Linked DNA regions of Homo sapiens: region 1 is linked to region 2. Evidence: chromatin contacts called from ENCODE Hi-C data. All regions are on one chromosome and are shown on one strand. Each heading gives the region's core, a stretch centred on a gene start or an enhancer-like site at or near the end of the contact. The rest is flanking DNA. Distances are from core to core; before and after follow the strand shown. Region 1 overlaps LOC105376214 (a long non-coding RNA gene). Region 2 overlaps LOC105376214 (a long non-coding RNA gene).

What was found. Hi-C counts contacts between places; a loop is a spot of excess contacts on that map. Pooled maps may share reads with other maps.
Region 1: a map of heart right ventricle shows a loop between it and region 2 (4-fold over the local background). The contact joins two enhancer-like sites. A Hi-C loop is called at or near these places in 11 of 168 maps with a recorded cell type or tissue (Caco-2, PC-3, Right ventricle myocardium inferior and 3 more) and 9 of 50 pooled maps.

What each region holds. Positions count from the first base shown.
Region 1 is chr9:108,141,099-108,147,282 of GRCh38, forward strand. All of the region lies in intron 4 of LOC105376214 (a long non-coding RNA gene), which reads right to left. Among named protein-coding and RNA genes, the nearest start is that of KLF4, 650 kb to the left of the region's middle. Within about 2 kb of position 1,578, at least 20 of the 41 ENCODE cell types and tissues checked have a DNase peak (open chromatin) inside an H3K27ac peak, as active enhancers do; they include heart right ventricle and psoas muscle, where a contact is called at or near this core.
Region 2 is chr9:108,270,472-108,277,001 of GRCh38, forward strand. All of the region lies in intron 4 of LOC105376214 (a long non-coding RNA gene), which reads right to left. It overlaps LOC105376212 (a long non-coding RNA gene), which reads right to left. Exons shown (of 3, transcript XR_930235.3): 1 at 893-6,530. Among named protein-coding and RNA genes, the nearest start is that of ACTL7B, 580 kb to the right of the region's middle. Within about 2 kb of position 2,205, at least 17 of the 41 ENCODE cell types and tissues checked have a DNase peak (open chromatin) inside an H3K27ac peak, as active enhancers do; they include heart right ventricle and psoas muscle, where a contact is called at or near this core.

The sequences.
Region 1 (6,184 bases), core at 328-2,827, 130 kb before region 2:
CCGATCTCTTTCCTGGTTGGGTTTACATCAACTATCTCTTTTCCTGGCTTTCAGGCAGCCCATGATTGGTTGAGCCTATCTTTGCTTCAAAGTGATAAAGGCAGTCCTGTTGAGTGGGACCTGGCTGAATTTAATGACAGACTATCACAACCTGAACCTGAATACTTTGGCAAGACGTGACATTTCCATTCATTTATATGGCAGAGCATGGACTATCCACCTGTAAGGGCAGGCCACTTCCAGTCACTCTCAAAGGGTCTCTATTTCTAAATTCTTGTAATATTTTATGCTATCCTCTATAGACTGACATAATCTACTTGCTTACATGTTCCTTTTTTCTGGAAGGCCTTCTGTCATTCCATAAACTGGTACAAATATCTTGTCTGGGTGCATTTCTTTCTTCTTGAACCTTCCGCACCGTAACATCCTTTACATTTTATTGTCATTTAACCTTTTGATCTTTGAGATAGACAAGGGAAGGGACCGTGTCTTGAGCACATATTTCTTTATTCTTAGCATCTAATACATTACATAAAATGTTAAAGCCACTGAAATGTTTTTATTTAATTAATCGTTTATTTACTTAATTTAGTATTATTTCTTGAATGCTGACTGACTGAATGAATGATTGAAAAATGAAGAAAAGCCAGGTATGGTGGCACTCATCTATACTTCCAGCTACTCAGAAGGCTGAGACAAGAGGATAGCTTGTAGTCAGGAGCAGGAGGCTACAATGAGCTCCGATGGAGCCTATTAATAGCCACTGCACTCCAGCTTGGGTAACATAGCAAGGCCCTGTCTCTAAAAAGATAAACAAATAAAAATTTAGAAAATAAATAAAGAAGATTAAGAGAGTGTAGAGTTGTCATTCAGCCTGCTTTAAAGTTTCCAGACTAGCTTTGGAATTTAGAGGAAAGAAATGAAAACCTCTGGATGGCTTATTGATTCTCTGCAACAGTTTGGTGGTGAATCCAAGATTTTTATTGCCATTTAGTGGATAAGAACACTGAGGTCAACATCATACTGTGGGTCAGTAGAAGAGATGACATTTCAACTTGCATCTCTCTGGCTTGAGCCCCTGTTCTTTCCTCTCATGAGACCTCATTGCCTCCCTTCTGGTGAGTGAAGGAGTATGATACCCTTTCTACTTGTGTAGTTCTTTAGGGTGTCCCAGGCATGTCACAGCCAGAACCTCACTGGTGCTGGCATGGCAGCTATCACTGGGAGGATGCACTGAGCCCCTGCTTTGTGACAGAGCCAGCTGCCCAAGGCACAGCCAACAGCTTCTAATCAAAGGGAATTCTGAAGAAAAAAAAAAACCTTCAGCAATCTTCTGGGGATTCTTCCTATCAAAGTCCCTGGCAATAAATAATACATGAAAAGAGATCCGCTCATGCGAAGGTGGACTTCAAAGCGGGTGGGGTAACAGTGCTCAAACCCACCACTTGGCGTCTGTGCTGTCTGCTCATTCCAGAAGTTAATTCACAGAGAATAGCATGAGGGAATGCCTGCCTCCCTGCAGCTGATTCATGGGAACTCCGAGCCTGCATTAACAGGAGGGAAGGGCAGCTTGCTAGTCTTTCAAGAGCATTTTCCCAGCCCCAAGCCTTAGAGCTAGGCCTTGGACTGCTGCTGTGACATGTGTTCTGAGCTAGTCCCAAACAAGCACAAACACAATAGCCTCCACTGATCAATGCAGCAGGGCTGAAGGATGGAATCCAAAGCATGAACCCTGAGAACAGAAAGTCCCAGCACTCGCTCTGTGCAAGTTGCCATGAACTCCAGCCATGCATCCTGTGGCCAAGGATGGGTGGCCCCCGAGCAGGAAACTCTTTGGCAGCCTCCACTGCGTGCTTTGCCTGCTGACAAGAGCACACCCTGGCCTTGGTTATTGCCCTTATAAAACAGCTCAAGGAGGATGTGAGCCAAACGTTTTAAATGTGCCTGGAAGAAAAATGTTAACTATGAATCCACGCGGTAGAACAGTACAGTACAACTGCAACAACACGCAGCACTGCTCTCAGAGAAGGGGCCAAGGAGGAAACTGCAACTGTTGCCCAGGTTTCCTGTGGCTTTTCCTTTTCCTCTCTCTGGGGCCAGGGCTGCTCTGAAACCCACTTTGCAACAGAATCTGAGAAATGGGTGCTTTTGTGGCTGTAATTAGAGTCATAGAATTTACAGAATTTTCCCTATTAGGGGAGACTTTAATCCTCCAGTTTGCATGTAAATAGAGACAGAAATTGAAGCTTATAGAGGTCATCATCAAGGTCTATCCTTTCTTACTGAAATTCATTTTGCCTGTTTCCAATCCACATTTTGCAAAAGAAAGTTAATGCATGTAGGATGTCTTTCATAATCGGTACCTATTATCTATCAGGTAATGTCTTAGGTATTTTTCCCATAGCTTATTGAATCTCCAGTACAGCCTTAGAAAGAAATATTATTACCTATATATTAAACAGAAAGAAATAAAAATTGTAGGTGTGTATGTTCCAATACCGGCAAGTACTGGAACAAGCATTAGATCCCTAGTGTCCCTGACCCCAGAACCTCTGTTCTTTTCATTGTGCTAAAATGCCACTCAAGTGTCATTTAAGAGACACATAAGTGTCACTTACACATAAGTGTCTCATATCTCTGGGCTACTGATATCCATTTTTTCTCTAATAACTCTAATAAAGATATTCAATGGAGGTAATCAGAATGATCTTTGAGTACTTCCATCAGGATAAAACCTATTTTGTCCTACCTCATGTTGAAATACCAGAAGCACCGTAGGAAAAAGGACAAGAATGCCCACCAGTGGCATTAACATTTTTTTTTTTTACACTTCAGCCAATAAAATAGAGCAAAACTTAGAAAACTAAAGCAAGAATCCTGCTTTATTTGATAATTGATTGTATAGTGTAAAACTAAGAAAAAATAGCTGTAAAAACTCATAGAACTACTAAGAGAGCTCAGTAAATTAGCCAAATAAAATTTAAAATCAAATCGATGACTTTTCTACATAACAGCAATCTCCATTTAAAAGACACAATGGAAAAAGATCGATTATACTTGTATTAATATATACACCTAAGTACTTTAACAAAATTGTGTGATCTATTTAAATGAAACCACAGAGTTTTACAGAGACTCAAAAGAAAATTTTACAAAATCAAGAAAGGTTTTAAGTTTCCAGATGAGATGCATGAACAAGGATGCCAGATCTTCCCAAATTAATACATAAATTTATCATGATAGTAATAAGGTTTTTACATTAAAAACATCGTTGTAGAGTTATTCAGAAAAGACTGAACAGATGAGTAAAATAGCTAAGAACACATATAAAACAAGAGAAAGAAACGAGAGAGTTTGTCCATCGAAAGATATATAATATTGCAATCATTAAAACAGGATTATACTATCACAAGACTGGATAGATCTACCAGTGGAACAAGACAGAAAGTTCTAGAATGATCATACAATGATCTGGAACTTAATATATGATAATAATGGAAGTAGCAATATTCAATGCAAAATTCAAAGGTATAATATTCACCATATAATACTAGCAAAAGTGGCTAAAAATATGGAAAGAAATAAACATTTACTTAATCCTAATATCACATATCTACCAATTCAAATTCCATATGCCTTACAGATTTATGTGAAAACAAAGAAAACAATTATTAAAATATGAAAATTACAGTAAATATTTAAATTATCTTGAAAGCAGGAAATAACTTCTTCAAACTTTTATTTTAGGTTCAGGGGTGTATGTGCAGGTTTGTTACACAGGTAAACCTGTGTCACAGGGGTTTGTTGTATACAGAAATAATTTCTAAATATAAAATAAATGCAAAAAATCAGAAATAACACAAGTCACAAAAAAAGACACTGCAAAAAAAATACAAAAGAAGAAAAATGTGAAATTAGAAAAGCATTTTCAATGAATAAAAACAAGAGTGTAATACTTTTATATATATATAGATGTATGTGTGTGTCTGCATATATATAAATACATCTCAGAAATCATTTTTAAACAATTTCCAATACCCATTAGCATAATCATACTAGTAGCTATGCCTTAGCCCGTTCTCACCAAGCGGAAACATTCACCTGGATGCTCTGTATTTATCATTTCATATAAGTTTCACACGACGGCATTGGGTTATTTATGCACACAAAATGAGAATGCTAAGACAGGCAATGGTTATTTGCAGAAGGTCACACCACTGGGCCAAAAAAGAAAGAAAAAATCAAAACCAGATACATCTGTCTATAAAGGTCTTACTTCTAAACATGACCCTATATAAAAGTGGCCAAAAGTGATGAGTACCTATGTCAAAGAGGAAGAAAAGTATTTGGTTAACAAACATTTGATTAGTGTTTAGTCTGCCAGTATTCAACATTAAGAGACACCATTTTTAACTATCAAATTAACCCCAAAAATGAGAAATAACAACAAGACCAATCAATGTTGGTGAAGCATTAGCAAAGACGTGGAATCAACTTAGGTGCCCATCAACAGGGTACTGGACACAGAAAATGCGGTACATATACATGATGGAATATTATGCAGCCATAAAAAAGAATGAAATCATGCCCTTAGCAGCAACATAGGTGCAGCTGGAGGCCATTATTCTAAGTGAATTAACACAGGAACAAGAAACCAAATACCGTGTGTTCTCTTGTATACGTGGGAGCTAAACACTGGGTCCTCATGGACATAAAGGTAGTAACAATAGACACTGGGGACTAGTAGAGGGAGAGAGAGGCAAGGGGGCAGAATTTGAAAATCTACCTATTGGGTACTGTGCTCACTATATGGCTGGTAGGATCAATCATAGCCCAAACTTAGCATGATGCAATGTACTCATGTAGCAAACCTGCATGTGTACCCTTTGAATCTAAAATAAAAGTTGAAATTATTTAAAAAAAAAATACTAGTAAAGGTGAATTCCACATAGCTGCAGAGTCAAAAATGCACACACCTTTCTGGAAAAGAATTTGGCAATATACATCAAAAGTCCTTAAAAATGTTCTTACTGAATAACTCTGCTTCTAGGAATGTACACTGAGGAAACCATCAGAGAAACTCATTCAAATGTATTCACAAGGAAATTCACTGAAGGCCTATTTATAAATTTACTTAAAGAATTGAAAGTAAAATTAGTGAAAATGTAAAGTATCCAGAATATGGGTGTGGTGGGCTGAATAATCCCCCTCATCCCCCAAAGGCATCCAGATCTGAATCCTCAGAACCCAGAAATATGTTACTTTCCATAGCAAAGGGGTCTTCGCAGATACGATTAAGTTAGAGAAGAGGAGATTATCCTGTGTTACCTCGGTGGGACCACTGTCATCACAAAGGTCTTTTTTTTTTTTTTTTTTTTTTGGAGACAGAGTCTCACTCTGTCTCCCAGGCTGGTGTGTAGTGGCATGATCTCGGCTCACTGCAACCTCCGCCTCCCAGGTTCAAGCAATTCTCCTGCCTCAACCTCCTAAGTAGCTGGGACTACAGGCACATGCCACCATGCCTGGCTAAGTTTTATAATTTTAGTAGAGACAGGGTTTCACCATGTTGGCCAGGCTGGTATTAAACTCCTGACCTCAAGTGATCCACCCACCTTGGGATCCCAAAGTGCTGGGATTACAGGCATGAGCCACTGCGCCCAGCCACAAAGGTCTTTATAAGAGGAGACAAGAGGACAGAGTCAGAGCAGAGGGAGAGGAGGTGATGACAAAAACAGAGGTTGGAGAGATGTGGGGCCACAAGCCAAGGAGTGTGGGAAGCTGGAAAAGGTAAAGAAATGGACACGCCCCCAAATTTTTCAGAAGCAGCACAGCCCTATCAACACCTTGATTTTAGCTCACTGAAGCTGACCAAGGACTCTGTCCCTCAGAACTGTAAGATAATACATTTGTGTTGTTTTAAGCTACAACATTTGTGGTAATTTGTAACTGTGGCAATAGGAAACCAATGCAATGGGCTACTGAAGCATCACTAAAAATCATAGTTTTAAAAATAAACAATGGATGTGGGATCATTATCAAGAGAAATGCTATTGGAATAGAAGGATTATGCTAGCTGATGTAGATGTTAAATCATGTTTCAGCCATCACCAAGATTCAACAGATAAAATATTCCAAAGTGAGGTAAAGGATCAAAATGCACATTTCTAAAGGAAATGGTTACCAA
Region 2 (6,530 bases), core at 955-3,454:
TCACATCCATTATCTCATTTAGTCTTCACAGTGATTCATTAACTTTCAGGGGGCACTTTTAAAGGTGTAGGCTTTTTGCAACCACCTGTCCAAAGGAAGTCACAAAGTCCTAGAGACGGCAGCCAATTGCAGTATTTTATTTTTCAGAGACAGACGCTAATTACTCTGTGAAATGACTGAATCAGCAAAGTACTATGATGTTGCATGACAACTGTGAAAGAAGCATATGATGTTGTGTAAATATTTCTTTCCTTCATCTAGGTCATTAGTTTTTAGTACCTCATCATTTTGCTGCCTTGCTTTCCACATTGATCCTGCCACTTCTGTGTCATGGGATTTAGAGGTTTCAAACCAAAATCACCCGAGCTGGCTCCAACACTCACCAGTTGGGTAATCTTGGACCCTGGCCTTCAAAATAGGAAAATTACCCACCAAGATGATTGTGAAAAACTAGGACAGTGAATGGCCCACTCAAAGAGATCAATAAATGTGGTGCTTTTCTCTTCTTCAAGGTTGTTGCCCAGATTACCTAAGATCATATACGTGAAAGGGACTTTGTGTCTTGTGAATGGCTTACACTGGTGTTGATTGTTATTATTCTTTTACTTTCCTTTCCTTCTAATTTTTACCTCCAAGCCTTTTTTTAAACCATAGTTTTGGTTTTTATAGGAATTATGCTTTAAAAAGACACCTACCAAGTATCACACACCCAGTGAGGTGTGCCCCATCCATTATCTCATTTAGTCTTCACAGTGATTCATTAATTCTCCCGTTTTTTACAGCGAAGCAAGTGCAACTCTTAAGAGTTGCCTGTGATTTGAAGACTTTGCTGTTAACTAGTGTCAGGACAAACTTTTGAGCCCAGCTTAGTCTGACACTCCACTTTGCCTACCTGGGAGAAGCCTCAGAGATCCCTGTAGCCCGCATATCCTGTCGTATCCACAAGGGACTTGTCCCAGGTCACAGAGAAAATCACAGGCAGCACTGGGGCTAGAACTCACATCTCCTGAAGCTCAAACCAGCACTTCAAGTTCTCTGCTGTTATGTGTTTCAGTCACTTTCCCGACCCAGGAGAGGCACGATCTAAATCATCCTTTCCCAAACCATCACCCAGAAATCTCTATTTGACAAACTTCCGAGACTGCTTTCTTTGTGATGCTTCTAATCCTCATGCGTGGTGAGGAAGATGGCAGGTAGGGGAAAAGCTTAGGAGCTTAGTTCCTGTTTATCCATGTGTCATTCTTTTAGTCCCTGAGGCTACAATATCCATTTAGAAAGATTAAATAAAATGGAGTTGGGGACAGAGAAAGGGGAGCTCAGGGGGAGGCCGAGCGAAAGAAGAAAGTGGAATTCTCTAAGCATTAGACTAAAGAGCCTAAGACATTACTCATTCTCAAATGGGTCTCACTTCTTAAAGACAAACTGGCTTCCTGGGAAATCGCAGGCAGGTGAAAGCAGCTTGGGTGATTCTTTTTTTGTCCGTGAACTTGGCTTTTCTTTTCAGCATTCTCAGGTGCACTCAGGGCCCTGGGAAGAGATTGGGCTTTTTCAAAAGACATTTCCACCTCCTAATCTCTGTGCCTACAAACCAAATATTGATCTATTTAGTAAACCAGCCCATGGGAGGAGAGATTATAAAGCCCTGTTTACTCAGCAGTTGGGCCCCCCTGACAGCTGTTCAATGAGGGATTATGATGTCACAGTGGTAATTACACTATAAACAGGGGATAGGAGGAGAATAAAGCATGAAAGGGAACGCTGGGCTTGTTACCAGGCAACACAAAATATGCAACCTGAAACCAGGCAAGCATGTAAATTTCCTTACAAGCCTCCCAGATGTCCTCACTTTATGGCCAATGCTCAGTTTCAGTTTCAATTTGTTTATTTGCCCTTCTTCAATCACAAATGTGGAGCTGAGAATGTTGGAAGAGAGAAGAGAAAGCAAGGAAAAATAAGACAAGGAGGGCCCCTGCTCTCTCCCCCGGGGGTGTAAGTGGGTCCTGAGAAAGAGAAGGGGCTGAGTCCGCTCTGTGCAGGAAGCTCTAGAGGTCAATGTCCCAGAAGGAAGATCAACCCAGTAAAGAGGCTAAAGGCAGCTAAGAAAAAGAGCCCAGGAAAGAGGAGAAAGAGAAAAGGGGAGTGGAAAGTGAGAAGATAAAACTGGCTACCTAGGAAAAGGAAGAAGAGTCCATTGCAGGATCAGACCCCAGGAACTAGAAGGGGCCCCTGGAGTCCCCACGGTCACAGCCCCACCTAGTGGGTGCCCTATGTTCTTTATGCTATTCTTTTAGTGATGGCATTCCTCATGGTGCCAGGCAGCTCTGCCTTTCTCTGGGTGGCTTTATCGGAAAAGTCCTAGGTTGAGCTGAAATCAGCATCCCGGTTCTAGACGCCTCCCCAACCCATTTGTTCAGATTCCACGCCTCAGGAAAAGTACCTTACAGCCCCACAGAGATTTGGAAACAATGGCCAGGATACCCTGTGTTTTTCTTCCCCTGGATTCTCATTCCAGCAATAGGTCTCCCGGTGGGCTTTTCAGACGAAATTGCTTCTTGCCCAAATCAAACAATTTTCAGTGTGCCTATGTTCCTCTTACAATGTAGGCTTTGAAACCAGACACACCCTCCCAGGTGTGGTTTGACCTCACAGAATTAAACAGAGCCAGCTACATCTCCCCTCTCTAGTCTCATCCATGAGGCCCTGCTGTTTAGAGAGCTACAGAGGTGGGCTGGAAATGGCTGCAGCAGGCGCATGAGAGTGGATTGTTAAATTTTCAGGAATTCTGTGAGCCGGTTGTGAATCCTTGGTAGCTTGAAAGCCACCATGGGGAAAGTATTTGCACCACAGATATCGGGCAAATGCAGGAAACCAAGGCTTTCCTTTACCATCCCCCAGAGAGCGGGTCTACCAGCACACCACTGTCCCCGACCAACCACTTTCCACTTCTTTTGGGATTCAGTGCCTCGCAGAAGATAGGCAGAAGCCTGAAGCCAGAGAGCCTCACAAATGACAGGCCTTCCTACAAAAAGCTTTGAAAGAGGGAACCAGTGCCTCTGTTAGATCTAAAGATCATGGGACAGGAGTTTAATTCCTTTTGACTCTTCCAACTAGCGTGACCACCTTTGCTGACTAAGAACCTTTCTCTTGGGAGTGGCTCACATTATGGCCACACAGTTTTCCACAGGGCCCTCCAAGAGGCAGATGTTGAATGGCCAGGTTGCCTAAATAAATAAATAAATAAAGTCACTAAACTGAATTGTAGAGGTGGCTGCAGTTGCTTGCATGGACACAAACACAGCAGCTCAATCAGTGGCTTTTCTGCAAACCTGGGAATTCTGTGAAATTTCTTCTTTTTTTTAACTCTAGGAATAACTGTCTAGAATGATGGTTTGGCCAGAGCTAAGTTTCCATCCTGGTTCAGCCCCTCCCTTGGTGTTTGATGGGATGTTCATTAGTTTCCCTTGCTGGGCCTCAGTTTCCATATCAGTCAGTGGTATGGGTTGAGTCTTAGGATGTCTAACTGCAGATGAGTTTTGCAACTGACTCCAACATGGGCTGTGGCATTCATATTCTGATGAGTGCAGTGAGCAGAGCTGAGTTGGTTGAGCAGTGTTTTTGTACAAGCTAATCTTACTGTGCAGACTTGCTCTCTGCCTTCACTCCTGTTGTCCTGGGTGATGGTTTGTTTGCTGTGACCAGCCTCTCCTCAGATGCACTGTCAATGCTGATGAAATTGTCCTCAGTATTGCAGCTCTGGGCCAGATTATCTCCCAGAGAGTCTCCTCCAATCCCAAGCTGATTTGAAGTCACTTCCCTAAAAGAGGCATCCTCAGGTGACCCACCCTGAAGCTTCAGATGAAGTAGAGGTCTGGGGGCCTTGGCGAAGCCTCCACCCCTTTGCGAAGATTCTTTCTTTGGATCTTACTGGAACCTTTCTCAAGAGCAAAAGCTCACAGTCTTTTTCGTTTGCCAACCTTATGACAACTTAGAATGCACCCCAGTGCTCATACTGCATCTTCATCCCATGTTCCTTTCAAGAGCCCAGGTTCTGAAGTCAGAGAATCCTACATCATTTGCCAACCCAGTCTTTATCTCATCTCCTCTCTGCCACCCCCAACTGCAGCCATCCTGGCTTCTTGCTCAGCATCTACACTGCGTGTCCCTACTTCCCAAATTGCTCCTTCCACACATGTCCATATGAACTGATTTCCTTGAGTGTTCACAGAACACTCCACTAATCCCTCCCTACTCCACTCCCAGTGTGATCTGTCTCCATAGATTATCACCATCTTGACCATGATGTACTTTACTACCTGCATTTACCCTTTCCCCAGAATGTTAGGTCCAGGAGCACAGAGGCTTTGTTTTGTTCACTGCTGAATCCCCAGTGACTAGAACAGTGTCCGGCACATAGTAGGCACACAATTAATATTTGCCCAATGATTGAATATACAGTCGGTTCTCATTATTCTTGGATTCTGCGTCTGTGAATTTGTTTACTTGCTAAATTTATTTGTAACCCTAAAATCAATATGGCAATTTCAAAGTTATTCATAAACATGTGCAGAGCAGTGAAAAATTTGAGTTGCCCAAAACACCTGTTCTCAGCTGAGGTTGAATAAGACACTGTCTTCTGGTTTCAGCTTTCATGATGTAAACATGTGTCCTCTTCACAGTCTGTTTGGTGCCATGCTTTTCCCATTTTTTGTTGGTGATGTCACTGTTTAAAATGACCGCCAAGCATAGTACTGAAGTGCTATCTAGCGTTCCTAAGTGCAAGAAGGTTGTGATGTGCCTTACGGAGAAAATACTTGTGTTAGATAAATTTCATTCAGGCTTGAGCTTATAGTGCTATTGGCCATGAGTTCAACGTTAATGAATCGACAATATACACTAAAACACGGTGTCCTTAAACAGAAGCACACAGAAAACAAGGTTATATTAATATATTGACTGGTTGATGAAAATGTTGTGAACAGAGACTTTCAGGAACACAAACCTGTATTTTCCCTAAGGGCAATTGTTCAGTATTTACTAATTCAGTGTTCAAAGAGACTGAGACTTTATAGATCATAACAACTATAACAACAAAGAACTACTAGAACAACAAAGATCAACTGTACATGCATGTGAATGTTGAGCACTAGCCCATTAACAGTGGTAGTGATCTGGCAAGTGACTTTAACTCAGCCATGGGTTCCTAAGCTGTAAATTGGTAATGATAGCGCCTATCTGCATGGCTGTTCTGAAAAGTAAGTGAGATTATTAATGTCATCAAATGCCTACCACAGTGCCCAACCCATAGAAGGTATACCAAAGATGTCTGCTCCTCTTACATTTATCTTGTTCATACATATTTGCAATCCACAGACCAAATGCTTTTTGCTTTCTTGTATTATCAGAAACATTTCTCCTTGTAGTTCCCATGACTGAAACAGCCCATCAACTGTTCTGGTCCATTCTCCAACTGTTGGCCATTGAGCTTACATCAAATTTTGAATTACACAATGAGCAACTTTTTAAAAATGTAGTTCTTTCCTCCTTCCCAAGGAGTATATTTCTTTACAGTAAACTCCCAGGAATGAAATTACTAATTTGATGGGTGCCAACAATTGTATGGCCCTAAGAGTAAGTTTTGATAGTGGTGATAAGAGGAAGCTTCTTGACAGACATTCAGTCGGGAGTTAGAGGTTTGCCAAGTGATTCACCCATTCTCCAGCAGCATTCAACTTCCAGGAGAATTCAGATTTGTGAGAAATCCTAACGATAATCTCATCAAATCAAGGAGGGAAATTGAGACTAGAGAAAAGAATTGAGTTGTCCAAGGTGCTCTGGCCAGTAGTCAATACCAGACAAAGACTGGACCCCAGGTCCGCTGACTCTCAGGTCATCATTCTTCCCAACACCCTTTGGCCAGGATGGTAATTAGGATATTCCTACCGGGCTTAGTAACGCTGCTTCCTCAAGCTTTTAGGACCCATGATTTTAAGGAAAGGAAATGTGATAGATAAACTTTATTTTCTACCGATAAATTTAAATATGCTATTTTGTTCACTCCTTTCCCCTTTGAGTTTCCATGTTGACGTAACAAGAAGCAGGATAAAGAAGAGGATTTGTGCTCGTCTTTAGGATACAGTATCAAAAGACCAAGGGAGAATCTGAATATGACCAGCACAGCATTGTCCCCACACCTGTCATTTAAACTCTTCCAACTGTTTTCTGTAGGAGGTACAAAGACAGCAACTTCTCTCACAAGACTTTGAAGCAAATACTGAGCAGTACTTTACTGATATGAAGATAATGAATGCATTCATATAAATCATCATGACAGTAATTAATGGTTCCTAGAGAATGGAATGGCCTCGCAGAGTCACCCACTCTGAGTACAATTTTCAAACCACTCTAGAACTTAACTATCAACTTTGCCTTGAAAAGTTCCTGATGATATCTGAATAGAACAGGCTAGAAGTAGAATAAAGTTTCATACAGAGCTTTATTTCATAAAGTATAGTTCTTGTACACTTTCAACC